Linked DNA regions of Homo sapiens: region 2 is linked to region 1. Evidence: chromatin loops called from intact Hi-C (ENCODE). Cell type or tissue: ascending aorta. All regions are shown on one strand. Each heading gives the region's core, and the rest is flanking DNA. Links, peaks and the distances in the headings are about the cores only.

Region 1 (15,183 bases), core at 2,775-10,774:
AATCATTAACTGGGATCTCCTCCAAATACATCTATCTTTTGATTAGCCTTATACCATTGAAGAGGCAAGGAAATCGAAGTGGAAGTAGACAGGCCCTTAACCCTTTGTAGGCACAGCTGGTGGGGCTGGTCTGGAAGTGTCTTTCTGCCTCTAGGGCTAGTGTGTGACTGGCACACTAGTGTGTGGCTGTGAGGGCCACACTCTGACCCTTCAATGGCGGCAGTAGGCAGGTGATATTATCCCTGTTTTCCAGAGCCCAGGTTCTGCCAGCAGCACATGCAGAGGGAGGAGACAGCACCACCAGCCCTGGCCATGTGCTTCCCCAGCCAGATGTCCATGACCACACAGCAGGTGAACAAACACCAGTGGGCTCACTCCCACCAGCCATGCCTGCCCAGCCCTCCCCACTCACTGCTCTCCTCCCTTGGGCGTGAATCCAAACGCAGGCGGACACTGAGTCCACACTCATTACAGGGAAACTTTTATCTTGCACGTTTCAAAATCTCCAGGCCTGACTCCACCCTGTGAATGGATCTGGACGTCACTACTTCTACTAGGTTCCATCTTCCAGATGGTAAGTGAGGGGACCAGGTGGTTTGTAAGGTTTTTTGTTTTGTTTTTTATTATTTTTTCAATCCAGGGAGTTTATAAAAGTAATTTTATAAAAGTAATTTCCCCAAAGCTGCTACAATTTTAGAATGGCAAAATTCCACAGTTTTGGAGTGACAAACATTTCCCACAATGTCGTGGTTAAAAAATAAGAGGTAGTGGGGAGTTAAGAATGAAATGGTTTGTGAATTTAATGGTCTGCAATGTGCTCATCAAACACAGGCTAAGCTCAAGGTGAAGACTACCACCACCCTGAAGGGTCAAAAGGCCACTGCATAAATGTGCAGCCAACCCCCGCCCGACTCTAACCAAGCACTACAGGAAGAGTATAGGACCAGACCACCATGAGGGACCCCGGCTAAAGCAGGACTGTGCTCACCTGCCTGTGGTCAGAGGGAAGGGGGTCACCCAATCACCGAGCCACAACCAGCTGCCTCTCCTCTGACTTTGGATCCAAGCCACCCAGAGAGCCAGTGGTCTCTGGCAATCCCAGCTTTCTCTTACCCTGGTTCATTTCTCCCTTTGCTGACCTCCTAACTGAAGGGATGTTCTTGCTTTTGTTAGTACCTCCTTCATTGCAGACAGGCTGCAGAGGTAGGGAAGGGAGGAGGGTGTGGCCATAAACAAGATATAAAAAGATGCTGCAGCCCTTGATTTTTTTTTATTGAAAACACCACAGGCACTGCTTGTTGAAAGGTTCTAGGGATTCACAGGGACCCAGGGCTCAGGGAGGGATCAGGACAAGGATGCTGGGACCAGTATTCCACTGTTTATTTTGGCTAAGATTGAGTTTTAGTATCTTTGGTTTACCACTCAGTATATGTAGGGGATGTCTTTTACCTTTGGCTGTAGAATTAAGGAATTGAAACTTAAATTTATATTGCTTTAATAAAAGAATCAAGATCAATGTATTACATTCATCTCATATATATATATATATATATATATATATATATTTTTTTTTTTTTTTTTGAAAAGGACTGATGTCTTCAATACCAACAACAGCAAACTGAAAGGCAGTAAAAGAAAGGGTAACCTACAGACTAAAAGAAACATAGACAAATCAATAAATGCATATGTAGGCAGTATGTGGATCCTGATTCAAACCAGCCAACTGGCAAAATAAACAAACAAACAAACAAACAGCACTTCCATGAGACAATCAAGGAAATCTGGACACTGACTAGACATGGGATGCTATTAGGGAATTATTGCTAATTTTTTGGGTGATGATGGTATTTGTGGTTATGTTTAAGAAAAAGTCCTTAGAGTCTTTTAGAGCTACCTAGTGAACTACTTACAGATGAAATGATATCTGCAACTTGCTTTAAAAGAATGTAGTTTCTGAGGGAGGGGTTGAATGGATAGGTGTAGAGGAAACAAGATGGGGGTATGAATTCATGTTATTGGAGCTGGTAGTGGCTACACTGGGGTTCAATTTTAGATGCAAATCACAAAATGGGCACGAAACCAGGGGAGTTTAGCTCTCTAGACACTGCACAAATACCTTACTTGCCTATCCAAGTTCTTTTTTTGTTTTTGTTTCTTGAGATGGAGTCTCACTCTGTTGCTCAGGCTGGAGTGCAGTGGTGTGATCTCAGCTCACTGCAACCTCCACCTCCTGGGTTCAAGCGATTCTCCTGCTTCAGACTCCCGAGTAGCTGGGACTACAGGTGTGTGCCATCATGCCCAGATAATTTTTTGTATTTTTTTAGTAGAATACGGGGTTTCGTCATGTTGGCCAGGGTGGTCTAGAACTCCTGACCTCAAGTGATCTCTAGGTCTCGGCCTCCTTCCAAAGTGTTGGAATTACAGGCGTGAGGCACTTCACCTGGCCTGAATATCCAAGTTCTTGACTTGCCTCTAGATAGCTATGTTCTCCAGAAGAGAGAAGGGGTGGCAGGAACTGCTCCCCAGGCTGGGCCAGATATTGGTCCACCAGGATAAACTGGCTGAGGACACAGGAGAGAAGTGTGGAACCCTGGGAGGGGCAGCTCGGGCAGAATTACAGGGAGGGAATGGCTTTGCAAAATTCAGAGTGAATCTTGCTGGAAGGAGGGTAGGTTTCAAAACTTCAGAAAGAACCAGGATGACTCCAAAAGGAAAGATGCTTTCTGAAAGTTGCAAAACTCTCAAGAAGTGATAATCACAAATGAGAAGAGAAAATTAACCCCCAAACCCAGTATAGTTTCACTGGGAGTCTTTTTTGAGAATAATCCATAAGGATTTTTAAAGAACTTTGTCCATCCATTGATCTACCTATTACCAACATAAATAGAATTCCCTGAAAATGCCTTCATTTCTAATCAATGTAACATTAAATTATAATAAAATATGACCCATACTGGTTTCAAAGCCATTTTCTAGTGAGAGATTTCTCTTTGGACTGTTAAAAGAATTTTAAGAGGTGTTGCGGAAGGCAATGGATTTTAATCCCTCAGAAGAGGGTCCCAACAAACAGGCATTTACAATTAGGTTCAGAGCAATCACTTGGGCAAGGAAGAGCTGAGCCAACCATTATGCTGCTGGGGTAACTGCTTAGAGAAGGCTCAGCTTTCCAGTTCATATTTTGCAAAGTGAGTGGACCAAGTACTGATGAAAACGAATTAAAGTCAGAAGAGAATGAACTGGGGAAAGAATGCATCTAATGGTACCCAAGTGAATTCAGATCTCCTGGCTCAAATAAATTATGTCTCAGAGTGCTGAGAGACTATAAGAATAGTGAAACAGCTTTCCTGTGGTCTTTGAAAAAATATGGAGAATGAGAATGAGGTTCTGTAAGAGTGGGATGGGCAAGCATGACCTTAACACCCCAAAAAGGGAAAAAAGGCAAGGGCAGTATGAATTAAGATTGGAGATGAATTAATGGGATGTGGATGTAGACGATACTAAAAAAATACCTTGAAAGCAATATGCTAATGAAACCTTAAGAATAAAGTACATTAAGTACTTTCCCATAATGCTATCACACCGACCTAAGAAGTATTTTTACTTGTAGAAGGAGGGGATTTCTTTCCAGGTTTTGCCTATATACAGTCATATTTTTAAAAAATTATGATAAAAACACATAACATAAAATTTACCATCTTGTTTTTTTTTTTTTTTTTTTTTTGAGACAGAGTCTCGCTCTGTCCCCCAGGCTGGAGTGCAGTAATGGCATGATCTCGGCTCACTGCAACCTCCGCCTTCTGGGTTCAAGAGATTTTCCTGCCTCAGCCTCCTGAGTAGCTGGGATTACAGGTGCGCGCCACCACACCTGGCTAATTTTTGTATTTCTAGTAGAGGTGGTGTTTCACCATGTTGGTCAGGCTGGTCTCAAACTCCTGACCTTGTGATCCGCGTGCCTTGGCCTCCCAAAGTGCTGGGATTCCAGGCGTGAGCCACCGCACCCGGCCCTTCCCTACTTTTAATATATACATTCTGTCGTGTTATATATTTTTCTTGATTTTTTAAAATAAAAGCTGCCTCGTTTCCCACTGAGTTGGTATATTATTAATTTATTTAACTATCTCCCATGCTGGACATGTGGATTATTTCTAATTTGGGCACTGTAAGAGAGTAATCCTGCAGTGGGGGCAAAACCAGGACCAGCCCAGCCTGCAGAGAGAGGAAGAGGGCACGATCCTAGGCAGGCTGGCCAAGCCCAAGACAGGGCTCCTGCCTTGCACAGCCGGGCCTCTGGGAGGAGGGATGGTAGAGCCTCTGGACCCAAAAGACCCAGCCAGAAGGTTCTGGGCTGGTAGCAGGTTGCCCTTCAGGGGCAGAGTCAATCTGTAGAGAGGTCATCATCTCCAGCTAGTTCAGCTTGAGTGTGAGCAGAAGAAAACCATGTTTGTACCACACAAGGGAGTGGGCCAAGAGTTTTTGGTACCTGCCAGGCTGGGCTTTGTTAGTTCCACTGGGGTGGAAGGATGGGGCAGAAAGATGGACTTCAGACTAGAGTAGGGATGGCCACCTACCAAGCCCCTTTCTTCCTTATCAGAATCTTTTCCTTTTGCAGGATGTACTTTTACAGGAATGAGTTAGAGTCTCTCATTATACTGATAAAAAAAAAATTAACAACAACAAAAAAACCCACAAAAAGCCCCAAGGCACTAAGGGCAACCATGTGGTCAGGTCAACTTCACAACCCAGTGGTGGAAAAGCTGAGCTGTTTCCCAGGGTGAGGTTCCGTCCATAGAGTCTCATTTAAACGCTGCAGTTTCCCCCTCTTTGTTTGGCTGTGATTCAAAATTACTGATGGCACAAAGTTACTGTATTTTATAGCTCTTCAACTATAAAAACAAATTTTAGGAAAGTCCCAGTCTCTGGGGAAACTTTATGAATAATATTTGCTTTTGCCATAAACTCATCTCTAGCCTGAAGTTTGCCCATCAAAAGCAAGAGAGACAATATCCCCACCATTTGGCAGGAAAAGTGGTACCTGCCTCTTCCCCATGGCAGGAAGGCCTTGCTCAAAGAATGCTAGGATGTTCAGGTTTACCTGAACCAAGGAGGTCAGGTCTTAGTGATGTTAACACATCCACTTAGCCCGGAGTATAATGTGCCTTTAAGGAGATTTGAAACACTCCTCTGATAATTCCCCTACTGTCCTGTAAGGAAGCAGTCCTTGGGACTGGCTTTGTGGAAGACAATTTGTCCACAGCCTAGGGAAGGCAGGGGCAGGGGGATGGCTTCAGGATGATTCAAGCACATTACATTTATAATGTACTTTTTCCCTATTATTATTACATTATCATACAGAATGAAATAATTCTACAACTCACCATAACATAGAATCAGTGAGATCCCTGAGCTTATTTTCCTGCAACTAGACAGTCCCATCTGGGGGTGATGGGAGACAGCGACAGATCATCAGATATTAGATTCTCATAAGAAGATGCAAACTATCCCTCACATGCGCAGTTCACAATAAGGTTCATCCTCCTATGAGAATCTAATGTCACTGCTGATCTGACAGGAGGCGGAACTCAGGCAGTAATGTGATCAATGGGGAATGAGACTAAATACAGATGAAGGTTCACCCACTGCTTCCCTACTGCTTTGCCCACTGTGACCTGCCCACCGCTCACCTCCTGCTGTGCGGCCTGGTTCCTAACAGCAGTTGGGACCCCTGCTGTAAGGGGCTTCTGCCCCTGGCCTGGGCCCTGTGCTACTGTCCTCCTCACCCTCACCTCCTTCAGAAATCCCTCCTCATGGACCCCCCACTTGACTGAGGACCTCCTTGGCACCCATATGCCTAAATGTGTAATATCTTAGTAACATGTATTTGTTGCTTTGTGGCTTTGTAAATATCACTCTGCTGTCTTAAGTGCTGTGAGGTCCTCAGATACAGACTATCTTTTACACCCAAACTGCAATAAAATGCTTTTGTTTTAGTTTTATTATTACTGGTCAATTCTGTAACATAAGGTTGTTGAGGGCTTTCTTGGGAAAGAATTTATTTTACCTGAAACCAGACCAAAAATGCTTCTCTCCCCATTTTCTTTAAGCTCCATGAAGGCAGGGAATTAGTCAGCCTTGTTCAAGGCTGTGTCCCTGTTACCTAGGAGGATGTCTCACCACACAGAGTCCCCAGGCGGGTTGGCAGCTGTTTATGCTGAGGGAACATGTTAAAGTCTGCCGGATACCAGGTGATTTCAGGGCATCTGTGTCCCTCCTTCAGTGGTTCAGCACATTTAGGTAGAAGGTGAGCTAGTTTAGCAGCAGCTAGACTTTGCTAACTACAGCAAGCGGGTGGCTGGCTTCTCTCTGAGCCTTCAACCGGCTCTGGCTAGATGGGAGGTGAGCTACGGGAGGAGAAGCCAGAGGGAGGGGTTCACTGAGGAAGCGGGTCTCCAGACTCAGCTAGGAGAGATTTACCAGACGCATGAACTCTCGTGTGGCCCCTGCAGAGGCAGACGGGCCTCCCCGGCTCCACCTTGGTGTGATGGGAAGCACTTATGCAGCTGCCACCATCCCAGTGCTGAAAGGCTCATCGCCCTCAAGCCTTGGCAGGAAAAAAAAAGGTTATACTGGTTTAAAGTAAGGAACTGTGCTCCATTTATTCCATAGATCTGGTTTAAATGTTGAGGGTACCTGAGCCTTGGACCAGCACACACAAGGACAACAGTGTCTCTCTGACCTGGTGCCAGTTCCCATATGCAGGACCACATGATCTTAGCCTGGGCAAGTTAGTTCTCTGTGCTCCAGACAATAAAGTTGCAACTTGCTCTTTGTTGCATGAGGTTGGTGTGCCAATAGTTAGTTATGTGTATGAAGCCCTCTGAGGTCTCAAGGAAGAGGCTGTGTAGGCTATGTCTGCAAAATGTATAGCACCTCACAGATTTTAGTTTTCTAGCTTCTTGAGCCTTCTTTGCCTTAGTTCAAACACCTTAGCTTGCTGCGTCAATCATGTGCTCTTGCTGACAGCAGATGGCGCTACTGCAGCAAAATGAGATGAAGGGATTGTCGTGTTAAGATTTTGTGCATTGAAAAAAAAGAAAACAAAACAAACGTCCTAGTTCTGCTCCCTTGGATCCTGGGGTAGGCCCCTTGCTCATGTCTTTCTTATCCCAGTGACTGGGCCCGACAGGACTTTGGTTAATTCTGGTTACACGTGGCTATGAGCTGGGAGTTGGATATTACTAGTCCCACCAAGATAAAGGCACATGTCCTCTCAGCTGACTCCCCAGTGTCCAGAGGAGTGAAGGAAAAGATTCCTGGTAGGAAGATGGGGGACTAGCCTGGTCCTGGAACGCGAGAGCAGCTGGAGAGACCACTGAGGTCACTAACCCCGGGGACTGCTAAACGTAACTAAACTGAAAACTCGCCTATGAAATGTATCCAAAATGCAGACTTCTGAGGTCCCATGCCTCCAACTTCATGAATCAAAATCTCCAAGGGTGGGGCCCAAGAAACAGAATTTCTTTCTAACATGATCCTCCAAGTGATTCCTTATGAAGTGAGGCAGTCACTAGTTCACTGGACCGGTCTTTGTGATCCGCCGATCGAACCCACCTCCTTCATTTTACAGTGAATGACGATGATGACGATAATGAAAATGAACAGTGGCTTACGTTCTGCGTGCTGGGCACTGTTCTAAGCACTTCACACGCATCAACTCATTTGACTCTCAGCGGTGCTATGAGGTAGGTACTGCTTATCATCATCATCCCCATATTGCCGGCACGGAAAAATAGAACCCAGACCTTGGTCCTGGGACTCAGGAAGGGTTTCATCAGAGATGTTTCTCATGTCTATCGTGGGTACATTTAGATCACCTTTTTCAGCCAGCTTTAAGCCTCATAGGGAGAGGCTGAATCCTGGGCCCACATGTGTCTTTTGGGTGTGCTGGCTTTAAATTCCAGTAATATGTATTTTTAGAAATAATATAGATGGCCTCTATCCATCAGAAAGTAACAAGGTATGTTTAAACTGCAGCATGAGATATACAGGTGAGGCAAAAAGATTCTTTGAATAACGATAAGGACTGTTTGGCATTAGACTGGATCAATAGGGAGGTGTTTTTAAACTTTCCCGTGTGTTTCAAATTTTTTCATCAGATTTTTAATAACTGGTTATACTCATTGGTAAAACGAAAGACACCATGAAGAGTACAGAAAAAAATATGAATGTATTTGAAGAGCCTGGAGAGGTGTGTGTATAGTGTGAGTGTGTGCATGTGTGTGTGAACGTGTGAGTGTGGTGACTCTTGAGAGACCTGGGACAGCAGTGATCTTCAGGGGAATCGGGGCAGATGACCACGCCCTCCTGGGACTCATCCTGTGGGGCATCTACTGGCAAGAGACTAAGGGGTGGGAGAAAGCTTGACCCAGTAGATCAGCTCCTTTGTGATGATGCCTGGGATGCCTGACAGAGACAAATACTTAAAGGTGAGGACACTGATTAAATGATTTCTACAGATCCCTTCCAGATGCCATCTGGGACTCATCTCTTGCAGGAAGGAGGGATCTGGGATCCCAAGGCCCAGCTTTCAGATCCCAGCTTGCCAGTCTCCTGTGCTCTTTCATTAATCCACGTTTCTATAAAAACTCCTGAAGCCTGAACAAATTAAGTCACCTGACAGAGATTCCCTAGGAGACAGCAACTATCAAAGGGGGTTTTACTTCTCCAATTACAGATCTGACCCCAAAACGCAGCTGCATATCCCAGGCTTAAGGGGTCTGATGGGGCATCTCCAATGTATGATATGCAGACAAAACAAGGTGAGTCCAAGACTCAGAAACTTCTACTCAGTCGGCCACAGTGTTCCCCGGTCTTCACAGAACAGTGTGTTGTGCGTCGGGGCATCTCTATAAATAAGGGCTAACTGAAGGCCCTGATGGAAGGCGGAGATGACTCACCTCAGTGCACTGTACCCCTGGCACACGCTGACGCAGCACAGGACCTTCTCTTGGTTTGCCTGAGTCTCCCCCAAGTATTTGCACACAATGTTACCACCCAGGCTGAAGCCCACGACGACCAGCTGGGTCAGGGGATATGTCTTCTTGATGTAGTTCACCATGGCTCCAAATTCCCACGTGCAGCCTGTGGGCAAAAGGGTGAGATTGCTCAATCATTTCAGGTGCATCCTATCTGGAGAAAATGCAAGCTGGAACGTTACTAAATGGGTGCCAGTATACTAAAAGAGAGAGAAATATATATGTGTATATATACGTGTGTGTGTCGGGGGATGTGTGTGGAGAGAGAGACAGACACTGCTCTTTGGCTATCCAGACAGAAGTTCCCAGATGCCCCTTGGGATAAGAGGAAACAGGGCCTCAGCAGTGCCAAAGCGTGGAGGTACCATGTATCAAATGTACAATGCTTCTTAAAAGGTAGGTCACAAGAACCGTGTCTAGATAATCATGGATATCAAAGCAGATTTCAGGGTGTGCATGAGCACATATGCTCACACACAGACCTAAATAAAAGCTAGGCCAGCCTGGACAAAATGGTGAGACCCCACCTCTACACACTACAGGTGTGTCCTTGTAGTCCCCGCTACTTAGGAGGCTGAGGCAAGAGGATCCCTTGAGCCGGGGAGGCAGAGGCTACAGTGAGCCAAGATCGCATCACTGCACTCCAGCCTGGGTGACAGAGTGAGACCCTGTCTCAAAAAAATAAAATAAGTAAATAAATAAATAAATGCAAGAGCAAAATCCTTTGAGATTAGCTTCCTAGGCTACAAATTGGGATGCTATACCCATGTGTATGATGATTCATGGTGTTAAGAAAAGTAGCAAGTGGATGTTATTTACAGAATCTTCTTGACAGAGTTGGAAAGGAGAGGAAAGATAAACTTCAGTCCAGAGGGACTGCCAGGATGCTCTGTAGGATTAGGGTAAAACGTTCTTGGTGACATAGGGACAGGGTGCCAAGGGAGGCAGGCTCATTCAAAAATACACAGATGAGACCTCTTAACAGAGAGGGTTGTTTGGGCCTCATTTGCCCAGGAGAGATGATCTCAGCTGGTGTCCCCTTGGGAAGTTATTGAAGCCATGTTATGTCTCAGCAGCTTTGCTAAGAGGAGGAGGTGAATGGCCATATTACAAGTGAAGGGATTCATCACATCCTTCTAAGGCCCAACCTCAAACTCTGTAGGGAGCCAATTTAAAATCTAACATGGAAAGATAGGGATGTCGACGCAAAGCACATACAAAATAGACTGGCATGAGAAGAGTACGGATTTACAATGGAAACGGGAGTTGTTGACTTTGGCACCAGCTCAGAGGTTTTGGCATTCTTAATAGAGTTGAACAGCTCCTTCCCTAATCATCAAGCCATGGGGGAAAGTATCTTTTGAGCCTGGGGTAAACTCCCCTTATATCTGTCTTCTTTTGTGGTAGGATGTAGCCTAAGCCAGGCCGGCACAGCCCCATGCAGTTCTTAAGCTGCAGTGTGCATAGAATCACCTGGAGAGGGTGTTAGAAATGACCATTCCTGGGCCTCAACTCCAGAGAAGCTGATTCTGTAAGATGGGGACCAAGCCCAGGAATCTATAGTGACTTTGTTTTTGAGTAGGTAATTCATGCCCATGGTAGAAAATTCAAATGCTGTAAAAGATGGAGTGAAAGGTAAGTTTCCTATATTCTTTTTAAAAATACCAGTGGTAACATACACATTGTTCGGTGGCTCTTTTTTTCCCTTTACAATATGTCTGGCAATATTATGCATCAATACACTTGAAACTGCCCTATTCTTTTTTATTTTTAATGGGGTATAACATACATACAGGAAAATGCACAATCAATGAAATTTTACACATTTATACCCAGGTAAGCATTGCCCAGATGAAGACGCAGAATATTTTTGACACCCCTGGAGGCCTCCTCATGCCTCTTCCCAGACAGTATCCCCTATACTTTTGACTAATAATCATGATCTGGAAATGCTGGGGGCTTAGAAGGAGCTTAAGCAAGAGATGCCTAAAACTAAGGGAAAAACCGGGCCAAGAGCTGCTTCCTCCCAAACAGCAGGACCCAGGCACCAACTTTGAGAAGGCAGCCCGTCTCCCTCTCCAGTGAGATAGTAGAGGATCAAGCTGCTTATTTTTCTCCCTCTTACACTCAGCAGAGGCTGGGGCAGTTTGCAGGCCTTCAATAAAGAGTTGCTGAATTGAGTGGATTCTGATGACAAGGCCTCTGAATGGGCCCTGAGGACAGGGAAGGAACAAAAACCTGGTCCAGAAGGATCCTTGAACTCTTAACTTTGGAATGTGAAATGCCAGACTGTTGTCCCCACCGAAGTCAGATTCATTCAAGTTTCTTTTTGTTCGTTTGTTTTTGAGACAGAGTCTCGCTCTGTCACCCAGGCTGGAGTGCAGTGGCACAATCTTGGCTCACTACAACCTCTGCCTCTCAGGTTCAAGCGATCCTCCTGCCTCAGCCCCCTGAGTAGCTGGGGTTACAGGCATGTGCCACCATGTCCAGCTAATTTTTGTATTTTTAGTAGAGACAGGGTTTTGTCTTGTTGGCCAGTCTGGTCTTGAACTCCTGACCTCAGGTGATCTGCCTGCCTCCGCCTCCCAAAGTGCTGGGATTACAGGCATGAGCCACTGCCCTGGCCAAGTTTCTCTTTTTAAGAAGGTAGCAATGGAAGGAATATTATGCCTCCAGGGAATGCTGGATTTCAAAATGTAGCTGTGATATAAAAAAGGGGATGTGCAAACAAACAGCTGAGAGCACAATGAGCAATTAGCTGATATCAGCTTCTACACCACGCAACAAATAAAAAATTTAGAAATCCCAAAGGAGACATTTGTTCACCTCCCTTGGGCCATAACAGGCACTGAAAACCAGGCCTTAAAGGAGCAGCCTGGCCTCATGGCTAAGTGAAAAGGCCCTGTGGCCAGACTGCTTGGGCCTACCACTTAGTGGCCCCAAATGTTCTCAATTTCTCTTTGATGACAAGTAACCCCCGTATACAGGGAAAATCTTCAGCTTCCAGGCTCCTTTCTGGAGGCTTAGAACCTACAGGAATAGGATGAGGCCTGGGAATGGGAACTTTCAACAAACAGCCCAGACAATTTTTGTAGTGAGGAAACTGTGCAAAATACCGTTACCTTGGGTAAGTTACCAAACTCTCCTAGGTCTGTTTCATCATCTGTAAAATGGAAGTAACAAGAGTAAAGACTTCGTAGAGTTGTTTAGAGATGTGAATAAAGTGATATACATAAACAGCTTAGATCAGGGTCCAGAGCATAATAAGCATTCAATGTTAATGGCTATAACTGACTCTAATTATTTTCTCTTTTAAAAATATGTAAGTATACCCATGTTTATAGCAGCATTATTCACAATAGCCAAAAAGTGGAACCAACCCAAGTGTGCCTTGATGGATGAATGGATAAGAGCAATGTGGTACATGTGTACAATGCAATATTATTCAGCTTTAAAAGGGAAGGACATCCCGTCACATGCTACAGCATGGAAGAACCTTGAGGACATTATGCTACATGAAGTAAACCACTCACAAAAGGACAAATACTGTAGGATCCTACTTATGTGACATACCTGGACTAGTAAAATTTACAGATGGAAAATAGAATGGTGGTTGCCAGGGGCTAGGGAGTTGTTGTTTAATGGGTATAGTTTTAGTTTTGCAAGATGAAAAAATTCTGGAGATTGGCTGCAAAACAATCAATATACTTAACACTACTGAACTGTACACTTAAAAATGGTTAGGATGAAATTTTGTTATGTACATTTTATCACAATTAAAAATATATTTAAACAAGAGTGTAGCTGATCTAAAATTTAGGGTTTTCTCTAAAGTAGTGTTCTTCAACCTGATTGCACATTAGAATCACCTGGGGATTTTTTTTAAAAAAAAAGCAGGAAAAATATTTATTATAGGGTATTAAATGGCTTACTGAATCATTGAGAGAGTTAAAGAAATAGCCTCAAAGCCAAACACCTGGGGAGCTTCTAAAACACCCATACTAATGCCTGGGGCCTCCCCAGCTTCATTAAGTCAGAACGTCTGGGGGTGGGATCTGGCCATGGGTGTTCTTCTACAAGATCCTCAGGTGCAACCACTGTGGCTGTGGCGCACTGCTCTAAGGAACGAGGCTCTCTCCAGCTCAGACCAATGCGAGAAGGCATTTTTTTGAAGCACTCTCTCATCTCTGGGCCACCCCTTTTCAGACTCCCTTTCCTTTCTACTTGCAGTAAACAACCTTCACAGATGGGGGCGCTGCTTAGCCTTTCGGAAGCTTAGCCTGGTAGCAGTTTTCCAAACATTTCCTCAAAGCAAGGTTTCCACAGGTAGCACATCGCCGTTCAACACAACCAGGCGCTTCCTGTAGATCCACTAATACCTAACAAACAGAAAATTTAAATGCCTTTAAATCCATGTAACTGCTTTCTGGTAATCTTTCTTGTAAAGAGTGAATTGGAAAAGCTGCACGGAGGTTATATATTACTGCAAGAATGATGCTCTAGCTCAGTGGTTCTCAGAGTGTGGCCCCTGAGCAAGCAGCATCAGCATTGCCTGGGAACTGGTTCAAATGCACATTCTTGGACCTCACCCCAAACCCACGGAATCAGAAACTCAAGGGGCTCAATGAGCTTGCAGGACCTCACCTCCAGAGATTCTGATTCCACTGGTCTGGGTGGGCTGAGAAGTTGCTTTTCTAACAAGTTCTCAGGTGATGCTGACGTTGTTGGTCCAGAGACCACACTTTGAGAACCATTGTCCTAGTTGACAGAAAAGCTGGATGAAATCTTTTCTTTTTTCTTTTGGAGATGGAGTTTTGCTCGTTGCCCAGGCTGGAGTGCAGTGGTGCGATCTTGACTCACTGCAACCTCTGCCTCCCGGGTTCAAACGATTCTCCTGCCTCAGCCTCGTGAGTAGCTGGGATTACAGGCGCCCACCACCACGCCGGGCTAATTTTTGTATTTTTAGTAGAGGCGGGGCTTCACCATGTTGGCCAGGCTGGTCTTGAACTCCTGACCTTGTGATCCGCCCCCCTCGGCCTCCCAAAGTGCTGGGATTACAGGTGTGAGCCACCGCGCCCGGCCTCTTTTGTCTTTTAAAAGTGCAGCTCGAAAAGATGCTTCATGTCACTCATTGTTAAATAGATGCAAGTTAAAATGACACTTAGAAATCATTTTCCACTGCCCATGTTAGAAAAGATGAAGTTTGCCAATACCCAGGACTGGAAGAAGTGTGGGTAACAGGCCCTCTGGTCCATCCACTGTTGAGGGAGTACACATTGGTATAGGCCTTGGAAGGCAATGTGGTAACATCTGTTCATGTTTTTTAAAGTACAAACCTTTGGTCTAGTAATTCTGCCTTTGGGGACTTTATACTGCATATGTATGTAAACATGTACATGCAAGAATGTTCACTGCAGCATTTTGGTGTTTGTAGCAGCAAAGGTTTGGAAACAACCTAAATTTCCATCAGTAGAGGACTGGTTAAATGAAGGACTACACTGTGGTGAAAAAGGATGAATCTGGCCGGGCGCGGTGGCTGATGCTTGTAATCCCAGCACTTTGGGAGGCTGAGGCGGGTGGATCATTTGAGTTCAGGAGTTCAAGACCAGCCTGGCCAACATGGTGAAACCCTGTCTCTGCTAAAAATACAAAAATTATCCAGGCAGTGGTGACACGTGCCTGTAGTCCCAGCTACTTGGGAGGCTGAGGTGGGAGAATCGCTTGAGCCTGGGAAGGGAGGTTGCAGTGAGCCAAGATTGTGCCACTACACTCCAGTCTGAGTGACAGAGTGAGACCCCGTCTCCAAAAAAAAAAAAAAAAAAAAAAAAAAAAAAAAAGAATCTGATCTGACATGGAATGGCTCTGAGCCATCTTAAGGGATAAAAACAAGGGGTGAAACAGTGGGGCTGGCACCCTCTCCCGTGTTTGCTTGGGTTTTAAGGGATTACATACACACATATCTGACTGAATATTCACTGGGAAATTGCAGCAGATATTGATTTCCTGGGGAGAAAAACTGGGGGTCTAGGGTAGGAAAAAGATCTAGTTTCACTCATTGTATGTAGCCTTTGGCACAGTTTGACTGTTTTTCTCATGTGTATTTATTTCTTTTTAAATATGAATCTAACCAGTTTTAAAATCTAGCAAAAAA
Region 2 (15,183 bases), core at 4,434-12,433, 120 kb after region 1:
TGAGCACAGGTTTCTGCCCAGCCCTCCTGCTGTGGCTTAAGACCTCCAGCACCTCCTATTTACTTGTGTGAGCAGGCAGCCATGTTCCTCCAGGCCTTGGGAAGGAAATATGATAGGAGAATGCCTTGGTGACAAGGATGCCCAAGGTATTGGGTTGAATTGTGTCCCCCCAAAATATATGTTCAAGTCCTAACCCCTGGTATCTGTGAATGTGACCTTATTTGGAAATAGGGTCTTTTGCAGATGTAATCAAGTTAAGATGAGGTCATACTGGATTAAGGTAGGCCCTAAGGCCAAAGACTGGTATCTTTATAAGAGAAAGGAGGAGGAGATTTGAATACGGAGAGATACACAGGGAAGAGGGCCAAGTGCAGATGCTGGAATGATGCATCTACAAACCAATACCACTAAGGATTGCCAGCAACTACCTGAAGAGAGGAGAGAGGCAAGAAAGGGATCCTCCTTCATACCCCTCAGAAGGAACCATGATTTTGAACTTCTAGCCTCCAGAACTGTGAGAGAACAAATTTCCGTTGTTTTAAGCCCCCAGGTTTGTGGTACTTTGTTACAGCAGATCTAGGAAACTCAGGGAAAAAATCCTAAATATTGCATAGCTTTCTCTTTCCAAAGAGAGGATATAGAGGAATGGTCACAAACACAAACATTTTAGTGATGCACACACCTGGTCCAAACTCTGAATCAATCATTCACTCGTTAATGTCTTTGGATGCATGATTGAACCCGAGTTTCCTTATGTGCAAAAGTAATAAAATGTACTCTTCAGATAATGTATGTAAAGTGCCAGGAACATAGCAGGTATTATGTAAATGGTAGATAATACCAGTATACTAGCCTCAGATTCCATTCTCTGCAATTACCAAGGAAGTCTTCCTTTTCCCTGGGATCCTGCATTAGGACAGAAGCAAGCAGAGTGCTGTTATTTCTATATCATGGGGGGCTTCTGGAAGGAAAGAGTTAGCACATGCTTGAAGATAACCAAAGCTAGAGTCTGTATAGACATAAGGAGGGTGAGGCAAAGTGGGGAAGCTAAAACTTCTCTGGAAAATTGTGGAAAAGCCTATATTCATTTGAAATACAAGGGATATTAGTCAATTATGCTGCATTTAGTGAAATGCCTCCTTCATGTGCATTAAAACAATGTAATGTCTAAGATCATTGTTTGTTCTTAGGAAGGGAGTGTTTGGCATTAATTTTACCCAAGAGTAAGCTACAGACTGTCAGGAAAAGAAACAAGAGGCCCTCAGGAGGAAGAGGAGGCATATCATACACCAGAGGTCAGGACCTCCCAAGTGGTGAGACTGGGGATGCCCAAGTCTGCCCTGGACAATTCTGTTGAAGCCTCCTAATATGGTGTTATTCTACACCCTTAATTAACATTTCTGGAAAATGTGCTATGGACAATGATTCTAAATGAGTTTGCCATAACGGGTGGATGGGAGTAGAGGCAGAGGTGGAGGGGTATTCTAAACTGATAACAACCTAGTAGGAAGGAGGATTTCCTTGAAGGAGGAGGTGGAGAATCACACCAATGATGGAGGAGGGGCTCTCTGAGCTGGAAATAACTGGATGCATTGAGTCTGGAAAGGAAGGCCAGGATCCAAGATGCCCATAGCACCCATGTTTTTTCTTTTATCCAGTAGACTTACATTTAGGCTGTATATTTTTGGGGAGGAATGTACATACTCATATGATAAAATTACAGAGAAAAGCATGGGAATGGTTAACACAAAAATCAGAATAGTGATCCCTCTCGGGGGATGAGAGGGCAATGAGATGGGGCAGGGCCTGCAGGTGCTTCTGAGGTTCTGAGAATACTCTATTTCTTCAGCTGGGAGTAGGATACAGACTGTTCATTTTGTTAGCATTCTTGAAGCTTAACATATACATTATATGCTCTCCTGTGTGATATGTTTCTCAATACAAATTGGAAAGATTGTTCATCACTGAAAAGTCTATTAAGCAAAAAAACTGTAAATAATCAAGTGTTCATTGTTAGCAATCTAGTTAAATAACTTATAAAATATCTGTTGAGCAATATACCAAATAGTCATTAAAAATAATAATTTAATTTTACTTTGTTGACATGAAATGATGTCTAGAATATATTAAGTGGAAAAAGCAGCCTAAAGAACTATTTGTACCAAGTGTCCATCAACAGATAAATATAAGAACACAATGTTGGCCGGGCGCGATAGCTCACTCCTGTAATCCCAGCACTTTGGGAGGCCGAGGTGGGCGGATCACAAGGTCAGGAGATCGAGACCATCCTGGCTAACACGGTGAAACCCCGTCTCTACTAAAAATACAAAAAATACAAAAAATTAGCCGGGCGTGGTAGCACATGTCTGTAGTCCCAGCTACTCAGGAGGCTGAGGCAGGAGAATCGCTTAAACCCGGGAGGCAGAGGTTGCAGTGAGCAGAGATCGCACCACTGCACTCCAGCCTGGGCAACAGAATGAGACTCCGTGTAAAAAAAAAAAAAAAAAAAGGACACAATGTTATATATAAATACATACAAAGAAAGGAAATTCTGACACATGCTATAACATGGATGAAGCTTAAAGGCATTATGCTAAATAAGCCAGACACAAGAGGGCAAATACTGTATGATTCTACTCAGATGAGATACCTAAAGTCACCAAATTATGCAGGGACAAAAAGCAGAATGGTGGTTGTCAGGGGCTTGGGGGAGGGGTAATGGGGGTTCTTATTTAATGCAGGGGTCCTCAACCCCTGGGCCATGGACTGGCACCTGTCCGTGGCCTGTTAAGAACCAGGCTGCACAGCTGCACAGCTGCACAGCAGAAGGTGGTTTCAGAGGTGGAACAGTTTCATGCTGAAAACATCCCCGCTACCCACCCTGTCCGTGGAAAAATTGTCTTCCATGAAACCAGTCTGGTGCCAAAAATGTTGGGGACCACTGACTTGATGGGTACAGAGTTTCAGTTGGAGAAGATGAAAAAGTTCTGGAAGTGAATCGTGGTGATAGATGTATAACAATGTGAATGTACTTAGTGCTATAGGACTGTACACCTAAACATGCTTAAAATGGTAAATTTTGTTATTTATGTTTTACAACAATAAAAAAACTGTATGTATAGTATGAATACTCCCCTTTCTCTTTGTGTTTATATGTGTGATGTGATGTGTGTGTGTGTGTCTGTGTGTGTGTGCATGTGTGAGAGAGAGAGAGAGAGGCAGAGATTAGTTGAGAACGCATATATAGGAAAAGAGTCTGGCAGGACTTATATTAATATGTCAGCAGTGGTTATCTTTTGGTAGTCAGATTACTGGTGATTTTTATTTACTTCCTTATACTTCATGCTTTTCTATATTCTAGGAGTTTTGGTTATGAGCAAATTTTTCATATGTAATAAGAAAAAATAAACCTGACCTCAAAAGAAAGGAATTCCATACTCTATCAAGAAGCAGCAATTTTTGGCCGGGCGTAGTGGCTCACACCTGTAATCCCAACACTTTAGGAGGCTGAGGCAGGGGGATCACTTGAGGCCAGCAGTTCAAGACCAGCCTGGCCAACATGGTAAAACCCCATCTCTACTAAAAATACAAAAATTAGCCGGGCATGGTGGCGTGCGCCTGTAGTCCTAGCTACTTGGATGGCTGAGGCACGAGAGTCACCTGAACCCAGGAGGTGGAGGTTGCAGTGAGCTGAGATCATGCCACTGCATTCCAGACTGGGTGACAGAGTGAGACTCTGTCTGAAAAAAAAAAAAAAAAAAGCAGCAGCAATTGTGACTGATTAAACAGACCTGACATACTCAAATGAGCAAGATAAAAGAAAATGAAAAGGAAGTTATTCTCCAATAAAAGTAATGCATTCAGTAAGCACCGGAAATCAATAAGGTGAGACAGGCCGGCTTTAGCGTCTCTTCTTTGACATTCTCATGCTCATGTGATAATCGAACAGCTTCTGAAACTGCTCCTATTCTTTTATTGCTAGTCTTAGAACCACTCCCCAACCCCTGGCCTTCCTAAATGTATTTTTAAAAAATCAATTCCAACTGGGTGCGGTGGCTCACGCCTGTAATCCTAGTACTTTGGGAGGCCGAGGCAGGTGAATCGCTTGAGCCCAGGAGTTCAAGACAAGCCTGGGCAACGTGGTGAAACCCTGTCTCTACAAAAATTACAAAACTTAGGTGTGGTGTTGTGTGCCTCTACTCCCAGCTACTCAGGAGGCTGAAGTGGAGTTAATACTCCCTTCTTGAGCCCGGGAGATCAAGGCTACCGTGAGCCAAGATCACACCACTGCACTACAGGCTGGGCGACACAGTGAGACCCTGTCTCAAAAAACAAAAACAAAAAACAAAACAAAAACCCACCCCCCCACACAAAAACAAACGAAAATCAATTCCATAACTTCCTCCAGTCTTACCTGTAGGGTACATTCTGCCCGAATGCCCGAACAACCTTTATATTCCTGACAAACAGCAAACTTGGGGCCTTTAACACCCTTCTTCACACACTCTGCTTTTTCCTGGATATCAGCATAGCCTCAGGACCCTAGCCAGCTTTCCTTTCAGCCTTCAGGTTCAAAAGATTTCTTTCCATCTGTGTGCTGTATCTTCCAGCATTCCTATTTTTGAAATAACCTCAGGCTTTGGTGGTAGCCGTGAGCTTAAACCTTATTGCTCTGCCTGCTCCAGTTCCTTGAAGCCTGGCCTACTGTTCCCTCACTGCAAGCTCAGTCACTTCTGACTGGTGTAGCTTCAGCCTCCTGATCATGCAAACTATGGCACAGGCATATTATGAATAGTTAGGCAGCTATTAATATGTTTGCCCTGGGAAAATACTCTTTTTGAAATTATCTTTTTTGGGCCAGGCACCGTAGCTCACATCTGTAATCCTAGCACTTTGGGAGGCTGAGGCAGGCAGACTGCTTAAGCCCAGGAGTTCAAGACCAGCCTGGGCAACATGGCAAAACCCCGTTTCTACAGAAAAATACAAAAATTAGCCAGGTGTGGTGGTGCACACCTGTAGTCCCAGCTACTGGAGAGGCTGAGGTGGGAGGATGGCTTGAACTTGGGAAGTTGAGGCTGCAGCGAGCTGAGATTGTGCCACTGCACTCCAGTCTGGGTGATAAAGTGAGACCTTGTCTCAGAAAAAAAAAATACAGATCTGTTTTGAATTGTTTAGATTCAGGAGGTATATGTGCGGGTTTATTACATGAGTTATATTGTATAATGCTGGAGTTTGAGCTTCTATTGAACCCATCACCCAAATAGTGAACATTGTACCCAGTAGGTAGTTTTTCTTTTTCTTTTTTTTTCCGAGATGGAATTTTGCTCTTGTTGCTTAGGCTGGAGTGCAATGGTGTGATCTCAGCTCACTGCAACATCTACCTCCCGGGTTCAAGCAATTCTCGTGCCTCAGCCTCCCGAGTAGCTGGGATTACAGGCACATGCCACCACGCCTGGCTAATTTTTGTATTTTTAGTAGAGATGGGGTTTCACCATGTTGGCCAGGCTGGTCTCAAACTCCTGACCTCAGGTGATCCACCTGCCTTGGCCTCCCAAAGTGCTGGGATTACAAGGCGTGAGCCACCATGCCCGGCCCCCAGTAGGTAGTTTTTCAATCCTTCCCTCCCTCCTTCCCTCCCTCCCCATTTTTGGAGTCCCCAGTGTCTGTTTCCATCATTATGTCCATGAGTACCCATTGTTTAGCTCTACTTATAACTGAGAACATGTGGTATTTGATTTTCTATTTCTTCATTAATTCATTTAGGATAATGGCCTCTAGCTGCATTCCTGTTGCTGCAAAGGACATGATTTCATTATTTTTTTTTAATGGCTGTATAAAATACTCTCGATCCACATTGCATATACAGTCTTGATTTCAAATGAAACTTAAAAAGGCACAGGACAAAACTAGGAAAGAAATATTTAAAAAATATTAATAGTTTGCTTCTGGGTAGTGAGATGATGGACACTTCCCCCCTTTGTCTTTATTCTTATACGTTTCAAGTGTTCCACAGTGAACACAAATCACTTAAAATCTGGAGGAAAAAGCTTCAAACAACTTCCTACACATAAAAGAAGAAACAGATTACACCTGGACTTGGGGCTTTAGTCTTAAGTGCTAGGCTTCTGTGTATATCACGGTGGCCCATTGAGAATGTGACCTATGTTTTGTCTTTTTGTTGTAGCATGAGTTTCCTGTTTGTGCTGGGATGGGGCAGAGGGCAGATAAGTCCTTAGGTTTTTATATCTGTGTTCTTCATGGTAAAGCTCTAGTATGGAGAAAATGAGCGAAAAAACTCTTTGTTTTGGGAGGAGTTAGTGTTTTTTTTTAAAAAGGCTGGCCGGGCGAGGTGGTGCATGCCTGTAATCCCAGCACTTTAGGAGGCCGAGGTGGGTGGATCACCTGAGATCAGGAGTTCACGAGCAGCCTGACTAATATGGTGAAACCCTGTCTCTACTAAATACAAAAAAATTAGCCGGGCATGGTTGTGGGTGCCTGTAATCTGAGCTACTTGGGAGGCTGAGACAGGAGAATTGCTTGTACCTAGGAGATGGACGTTGCAGTGAGCTGAGATCGCGCCATTGCACTCCAGCCTGGGCAACAAGAGCGAAACTCTGTCTCAAAAAAAAAAAAAAAAAAAAAAAAGGCCTTGGAGTGGTTCTTAGGGGCTGGTGTTGAAGGGACAAGCTTTTCAATGAGACACTGCTGTCTGAATCCAGTTCCCGCTTTGAATGGAAAAGGCTGCATAAATGCCTGGAAGACCTGGGAACCAAGAGCCAATGCACTGGGAGACCAAGAGGGGCCCCCAAGTTCATGGAGGACCTGCGTTCCACAGCTGGCCTGGGCAGGGGACAGTGGAATGAGGTTTTCCTTCGGCCACGGACCCTGCAGCAGGAAGAAGGAACTGCGGCTCTGCAATAGGAGACTCAAGTTTCCCATTTCCCATTGACAGTAGAGTCTGGTGGACTTCCTTGGTGGCAGATTCCTCTGCGATGGCAGCCTGCCCTCCTACCTAATTTCTGGGGATCAATTACTGCCCTCGAACCCACCATCTCTGGAATGGCACCTGCGACTGCTGTGCCATTCTGTATATTATGGGGTAGCCGGTCGTACTTCTCAAGCCCATCCCTATGAGAGAGTTAAATTCTCCAATTCATGGTTCAAGAGGTTTTTTTCCCCTTTCATTTCATCCATACCACTGTCTGCCCAACATTGTGACAAGAAATTCAGGGCTGCCTTCCCAAGTTATGAGTTGTGACCAATGATCAACCTAACGAATTTTGATCAGATCTGTGGGTCAGAAAATTGGAACAGGAAGTAATCTGTAGGCGTCTCCCAGGGACAAATAAATAGCCAGTTTGGATTTCCTCCAGGTCTGGTCTAGGCAGGTAGGTGGTCAGAACCATGCCAGCTTGTCTAGCCACAGCGAACATTTTGTGAGGATGTGAGTGGGTGTCAAGTGGCTCGCCTGGGTGGGCAGATGTACCCCTCTTCCTGGATCCCCTGGCATATGGGCATTGGTGAGACTGCAGAGCTGTGACCAGGTACAGCAGAGAAGAGAGCCCCAAACATGGAAGAGGGCATGATGGGAGATGCTGGAGAGGAGAGAAAATTTCCATTTGGCTTTTTGAGCTTCTTGTCAGGTCCTCAGAGCACAGCAACTTGGCAGCTCTCTGCGTGCCCCATTCCTAGTCTTCCTTCATGAATTTTTCATTTCAGGCAAAGAGCCCTTATCTTTCGCTGGAGCTGCTTTCCCATCAGCTGGTGACTAGGCAGATGAAGGTTGCATTAAGGCAGGAATTATCCATCCCTTGAGAGAGAAATGGCACTCTGTGCCCTTGAAAGGATGGCTTCTGCGCCACCACCCATTACTGCAGGCTTCTGTCCAACGTTGGATTGCTGTTTTTATTGAGATATTGTTGAGGGCTGAAAGAGAAAGGCTTCAAGGGCAGATACTATGGTCTTGTCTGAAGAGTGAGGTCTTTCCTGCTGCCAATCATTGGACATGAGGGGGCTCCACAGCAGGAAAGAGGAATTAAGAAGGGACTTGGCCTGTCACAACCCAGATTTCCAGGAGTCTCGATGTCCAGGGGCACTCCTGAGGGATGGAGGGAGTTAAGGATGTCATCTCTCCTTGTCCCCATCCCCTGGGCCCAGAGCAGGAGAAGCTCCTGCTGTGCACCTCCTCGGGCCATGTTCCTTTCTACAAAGGGAGTCCATACACCCACCCAAGACTAGGCTCCGTGTACCAGGACCCCAGAGTTTCTGTCCAAATTACAGCAAGCCCTCTTCTGTGCCTGCGGGGCATCTTCATTTTCTCTAGGTCTCTCTTCCCAAGAGTGGACCTCACTACCTGTGTTCACATGCTAGGTACTAGGAGTGGCCAAGGGGTAGCTGTTTTCAGGGTTGTAAGGGGTGTGGGTGTGGAGGAAGCTTGGATGTGTGAGCTGGAGTATCCACACGTATGTGAGGCTCCTCACGATCTGAAAGGATGAGCGTGGGTGGGTGGACCTGGGGCCAGAAGTGGAGAGCCAGGGGAATGGATCTCCAAGGAGGCTGAAAATCCTAAAAGTCAACCTGGTCTTTTAGGTGGTTATGAAGGTATCTACCTCAAGGCGGAAGGATGGAGCATACTTCATTTAAGGGTTTATCAGCTTGACTGAACAACTTGAAAATATGCAGACATAGAGTATGTGAGCTTCCATTCGTTCTCTTGCCTGGCGCCCCACAAATGTTGGTGGGCTTAATTTGTAAGTGGGGAGCTAGGGAGTCCTAGTCCTGGGGTCCCTGATGGACTGGGTAGAGGGCGAAGAGCTGCAGGAAAGAAGTCAGACCTGGCAAACTAAAGTTTTGACTCACGGTGTCCCCTGAATCTATCTTCGTTTTCTTAGTCCTCAGCTTTTAGGACAGTGTGATTGGAAAGTTCTGGCAGGTTTGTTTCTTTCTTTTTTTTTTTTCATTCCTTCTTATTAATAGCGGGTTTCACTGGGAAGCCGCATGGTGGCAATAGATGGCCCCAGTTGGAGAGGGAGCAGCGCCACCCTGAGGCCATGGAGGGAATGGCAGCAGGAATGGGGGTGAGCCCAACGGGGCCTGCCTCTCAGGAGCCCATGCACCAGGCACGCCCCCACCGTGATTCCACGACCATGGCTAAACAAGAAGGGGCTGTATTCTTACCCTCTTACCAAAAATAGCATTTTCACCATTGAAGCTTCCCAAAGAACTCTCAGCTGTTTGCTAACCATGAAAATCAATCCTTGGAGTTCCAGAGGCGGCCAGTCCCCAACTTCCCAGTGGTCACTGTGTAACCCCTGCCCTACCTCATCTTCAGAAACCCCATCATCACTGCGCCAAACCCCAAAGGGAAGTGGAGATGAAGGAAGGGAATTAGCTATGAGCAGCTTAGAAGAGCTAACCCGGGGGTGGCTTCTCAAGCAGAACTCACATGCTTACAAAGGGGCTTCAATAGATCCTTTACCCTTTTCACTTAACACTTTTAAAAATGGTATCACGCTGGCCTAGCGCAGTGGCTCATGCTTGTAATCCCAGCACTTTGGGAGGCTGACGCAGGCGGATCACCTGAGGTCAGGAGTTCAAGACCAGCCTGCTAACACGGTGAAACCCCATTTCTACTAAAAATACAAAAAATTAGCCGGGCGTGGTGGCGTGTGCCTGTAATCCCAGCTACTCAGGAGGCTGAGGCAGGAGAATCGCTTGAACCCGGGAGGCGGAGATTGCAGTGAGCCGAGATGGCGCCATTGCACTCCAGCTTGGGCAACAAGCGCAAAACTCCATCTCAAAAAAAAAAAAAAAAAAAAAAGGTATCACTTATAAACTGGATTAACAGTGTGAAAAAAATTTAATGCCTACTGACTATATTTCCTGACTGCCTGCACACAAACTCTGACAGGTAGAGATTGCTATTGTCCCATTTTACAGACAAGAAAACTGAGGCCCAGTGAGGTGAATGACTCACTCAAGGTCATGTTGTAATAAGTAGTGCTGCTGGGTCTGATTTTTTTCATTGCACTGTTCTATCTTTTGCAAGCACCCTGAAGGAATTTTATTTTTTTATTTTATTTTTTTGAGATGGAGTCTTGCTCTGTCGCCCAGGCTGGAGTGCAGTGGTGCGAACTCGGCTCACTGCAAATTCCACCTCCCGGGTTCACGTCATTCTCCTGCCTCAGCCTCCTGAGTAGCTGGGACCACAGGCACCTGCCACCATGCCTGGCTAATTTTTTTGTATTTTTAGTAGAGACGGGGTTTCACCGTGTTAGCCAGGATGGTCTCGATCTGTGCCCGGTGCCTGAAGGAATTAAAGATTCAAATTCCTGCCACAATCCTGCACTGGGGCATGGTGTTCTTTCTTACTGTGTCATTCAAGTTGCAAAATCCATACATATTCTTGTAACTAAGCAAATATCTCCAATGCCATCTCCTGAGGTGAGCAATATTAACAGTTTTGTGAGTTTTTTTCCTATTATTTTCCCTAGGAAGATACGAATAGTTACAAATTAAAAATTCGTAGAGGGATTCCCACCTCCATTTACAAAATTTTAATTAAAAGCAAAAATCAGGCTAGGCGTGGCAGCTCACATCTGTAATCCCAGCACTTTGGGAGTCTGTGGTCAGAGGATTGCTTGAGGCCAGGAGTTTGAGACCAGCCTGTGCAACATAGGCAGACTCTGTCTCTACAAAATATTTTTAAAAATTAGCTGGGCATGGTGACTCCAGCTACTCAGGAGGCTGAGGCAGGAGGATTGTGTGAGCCCGGGAGGTCAAGACTGCAGTGAGCCGTGATCACGCCACTGCACTCCAGCCTGGATGACAGAGTGAGACCCAGTCTGTAAAAACAAAAAAGCAAAAATCACATTACACAATTAGTTTGTAAACTACATTTTCCCTTAGCCACATATCATGATCATTTTGACAAGTAATATTGATTCATCTCACTTCATCTCACTCTTAATAGCAGTTCAATATTTCATAGTATAGAATATGCTATGGATTATTCAACCGCCCCCATATTGGTAGACATCCAGGGTGTTTCTAGTGATTTTTGCTATTATCAATAATATTGTGATAAACATCTCTGTAAATATTATAAACTAGTAGGCTGTAATCCCAGCACTTTGGGAGGCCGAGGCCAGCGGATCGCTTGTGGTCCAGAGTTCAAGACCAGCTTGGGCAACATGGTGAAATCTCATCTCTACAAAAAAATACTTAAAATTAGCTGAGCATGATGGCATTCGCCTATAGTCCCAGCTACTCAAGAGGCTGAGGCAGGAGAGAGAGGATCGCTTGAGTCCAGGAGGCAGAGGTTGCAGTGAGATGAGATCGTGCCACTGCACTCCAGCCTGAGCAACAGAAATGAAACCTTGTCTCAAAAAAAAAAAAAAAAAAAAGAAACTAGTGTTTTACTTTTGTGGGAGATAGTCCTAAAAGTAGGATAGTTAAATCAAAAGATAGACACTTTAAAACTGGACACAAACTAAATTACCAACAATAGGAGATTTAAAAAAAAAGTTTTTTGGACTGGGTTTCAATTCATCACTCAGGTTGAAGTACAGTGGCGCAATCATGGCTCACTGCAGTCTTGAACTCCTGGGCTCAAGTGATCCTCCTTGCCTCAGCCTCTAGAATAGCTGGAACTGCAAGTGTGCGCCATAGAGATGGGGTCTTGCTAGGTTGCCGAGGCTGGTCTTGGACTCCGGGCCTCAAGTGATCCTCCAACCTCAGCCTCCCGAGTTACTAGGATTACAGTCGTGAGCCACCTTGCCTGGCAACAATAGAAGATTGATTAAGCACATTGCACACAATGGAATACCCACTACATATAATGACAATTTTTAATTTATTTAGAAAAATGTTTTTTTAGAGCTGTTTAAAGAAAAGCCATGTTACAAACAGTACATATAGTATTACCCTATTTTATAAAAATATATGCAGAGAATAAAAGACTTTGAGAAAGAATAAACACTGAAATATTAACAGTGGTTGTTTCTGGGTTACAGGTGCCTTTTCTTTTTTTTTTCTTTTTTCTTTTTTTGAAATGGAGTGTTGCTCAGTTGCCCAGGCTAGAGTACAGTGGCACAACCTCGGCTCACTGCATCCTCCTCTGCTGGGTTCAAACGATTCTCCTGCCTCGGTCTTCCAAGTAGCTGGGACTACAGGCGTGCACCACCAACCCTGGCTAATTTTTGTATTTTTAGTAGAGATGGGGTTTCATCCTGTTGGTCAGGCTGGTCTCAAACTCCTGACCTCAAGTGATCCACCCACCTCGGCCTCCCAAAGTGCCGGGATTACAGGCGTGAGCCACTGCACCTAGCCAAAGTACAATTTCTGACATGCATACATTTTGGTGGCACAGCATAAATTCTTTTTTAAAAATCCTTTTTTTTTTTTTTGAGACAGAGTCTTGCCCTGTCACCCAGGCTGGAGTGTAGCGGTGCTATCTCGGCTCACTGCAACTTCCACCTCCTGGGTTCAAGCAATTCTCCTGCCTCAGCCTCCCGAGTAGCTGGGACTACAGGCGTGTGTCACCATGCCCAGCTAATTTTTGTATTTTTAGTAGAGACGGGGTTTCATCATGTTGGCTAGGCTGGTCTTGAACTCCTGACCTCAGGTGACCTGCCTGCCTTGGCATCCCAAAGTGCTGGGATTACAGGAGTGAGCCACTGTGCCTGCCTTTCCTTTTCTTGTTTTGGCTTGTCTATGTTTTCTACTGCCTCTGCAGCAATGTGTTAGACTCTCTTGGGCTGCAGGGAGAAGAGACCAGCTCAGGTGCTGTACTTGGCAAGTGAGTGGTCATTTCAAGGCTCCATGCGGAGGTGAGGCGTCCGGGAGGCTGGCACCTTAATTGGGAAAATGAGAGCTCTGGCAGCTTGGCAGCCGCTAGAAGCAAAGATGTGAGCACCACTTTACCCTGCAAAGGCAGTGGGACTGCTCTTGCTCCAAGGGGCGCCATCATAGGTATGTCTTTGCCCATTTTTGCCTTGGCTTCTGATTCACCCTTGAGTCTCTGCTTCTCTTGTCGCTCCCAAAGCCTGTCTCCATTCTCCCCTCCTCTCGAAGGCTGTCCTCATGCATGATTCTTCCATGGCCTCTGCTTAGTGCCTCCTGTGTCCACCTTCTTTGAGGGCCTTACACTCCCTTCAAATCCCCCAAGAAACACTATCTGATTGGGTGGTTAGTATTGGTAGCTGCTGTTGGTCACAGCGCTGGCCCCAGGCCATGTTAGAGGGCACTGCTCAGTCAGCAGTTGGCTGCCTTTGTTTCTATAAGGGTCCCTGGCCTGGTCAGTTCTACTAGGGTGGTGAGATTATGCTGCATGTCAGTTATCCACTGCTACTGCCGTACTCTAATACCTGTATTAGTTTGCTAGGGCTGCCGTAACAAAGTACCACAAGTTACTACTGTCTCTGGGCTGGCTGTGACAGAGCAGAAAATCAAAGCTGCCCACAGGCCGGGTACGGTGGCTCATGCCTGTAATCCCAGCACTTTGGGAGGTTGAGGTGGGCGGATCACAAGGTCAGGAGATTGAGACCATCCTGGCGAACACAGTGAAACCCCGTCTCTACTAAAAATACAAAAAATTGGCCAGGCGTGGTGGCACGTGCCTGTAGTCCCAGCTACTCGGGGGTGGAGGCAGGAGAATCGCTTGAACCCGGGAGGCAGAGGTTGCAGTGAGCCAAGACCACGCCACTGCACTACAGCCTGGGCAGCAGAGTGAGATTCCATCTCAAAAAAAAAAAAAAAAGCTGCCCACCAAATACTAGCTCCCTTCCTGGACTACGTTTTCATAGGTCTAGTCTAAGACACCCTGAGGTGGAAAGAATTTCCTAGAGAAGACAAAATGTCTTGGAGAAAGGTGAAAGGCAAAGGGTACATCCCCTCAGGGAAGGGGCGCCATGAGGAGGGAGAGGTCTGTGGCTTAAACCACAGAAATGTGTTGTTTCACAGTTCTGGAGGCTGAAGTCTGAGATCAGGGTATTGGCTGGATGGCCTCCCTGTGAGCTCTGTGAGGATCTGTTCCATGCTGCTCCCCTGCTTGTGGTTTGCAGGCAATCTTTCGAGCTCCTTGGCTTGTAGAAACATTGCCCAATCTCTGCCCTCATCTTCACATGGCTTTCTCCTTGTGTGTGTGTCGTGTGTGTGTGTGTGTGTGTGTCTGTCTGTCTGTCTGTCTGTCTGTCTGTCTGTCTGTCTCTGGGTCCAAACCCTCCTTTTTAATAAAGACAGCAGTCATATTGAATTAGGGATTAGGAGGCATTTACATCAAACAGTACTGCTTTGGCCACCATGAAATTCTAAGATTAGCCTGCCTGCTGATTTGGTAGTAATTTAGAATTTATTTCATCACTTTCTCCTGAATACTCTAATATGTAATTACACATGTATGTCAGCTGATAGTTTTGCCATTAAATGCAATTAGAATCAGCTTTATGATTTCTCAAATTTAATCTCCTCCTAAACCATTCCATACCCAAGACAAAAAAGACCTTGACCTAGGGCAGGTCCAGCCCCACAATGAGGTGGGCCACAGGGCTCCCATCTCCCTGAATTCTGAACTAAGTAATGCTATGAGTAACCTAGTTGAATAATACTGTGGGAGTAAATCTGTTTCCATCCTCTGGCCTAAGATCTCAGCCTCCATGTATGGTATTGTTCCCATGGGAAAATGCATTCCAAATTCCAAACGACTGATTTGCATGTGAACTTTCACTCTGGAAGTTAGTGACTGCCAGAATATATTCTCCTGTGGCTCAGTCTACCAATAGCTTCTCACGAGTCCTGTTCTCTGTCCACCTCCTCACCTCCCACCTCCCCTATATGTACCCTCAATATTGACATGGTACCTCTATTAGTTTGTTCTCACGCTGTTAATAAAGACACACCTGAGACTGGGTAATTTATAAAGGAAAGAGGTTTAATTGACTCACAGTTCCAGATGGCTGGGGACACCTCACAATCATGGCGGAAGAGCAAGGGATGTCTTACATGGCAGCAGGCAAGAGAGAGCATCTGCAGGGGAACTCTCCTTTATAAAACCATCAGATCTTGTGAGACTTCTTCACTATCACGAGAACAACACGGGAAAGACCCGCCCCCATGATTCGGTTATCCACCAGGTCCCTCCCATGACATGTGGGAATTGTGGGAGCTACAATTCAAGATGAGATT

The links. A loop is a pair of places that touch in the nucleus more often than their neighbours do. Peaks named below come from ENCODE experiments on the same cell type or tissue, not always from the same donor. Only the 100,000 strongest peaks of a DNase experiment are listed, where the experiment ranks them.
Region 2: it touches region 1 in a loop (7-fold over the local background); 106 of 110 quality-filtered maps call a loop at or near these places.

What each region holds. Positions count from the first base shown.
Region 1 is chr15:89,169,767-89,184,949 of GRCh38, reverse strand. It overlaps ABHD2 (abhydrolase domain containing 2, acylglycerol lipase), which reads right to left. Exons shown (of 11, transcript NM_152924.5): 6 at 8,955-9,138. Among named protein-coding and RNA genes, the nearest start is that of RLBP1, 44 kb to the left of the region's middle. RefSeq lists a silencer at 6,878-7,172. In ascending aorta, for the core only: a CTCF peak has its summit at 7,018 (motif pointing right); a DNase peak (open chromatin) is centred at 7,079; H3K27ac peaks cover 2,278 bases.
Region 2 is chr15:89,051,546-89,066,728 of GRCh38, reverse strand. The region is part of intron 1 of CARMAL (coronary artery disease region linked MFGE8 regulatory lncRNA); the gene reads right to left. It also overlaps a transcript of ABHD2 not described here. Among named protein-coding and RNA genes, the nearest start is that of CARMAL, 18 kb to the right of the region's middle. RefSeq lists an enhancer at 6,894-7,394. In ascending aorta, for the core only: a CTCF peak has its summit at 9,047 (motif pointing left); a DNase peak (open chromatin) is centred at 9,048.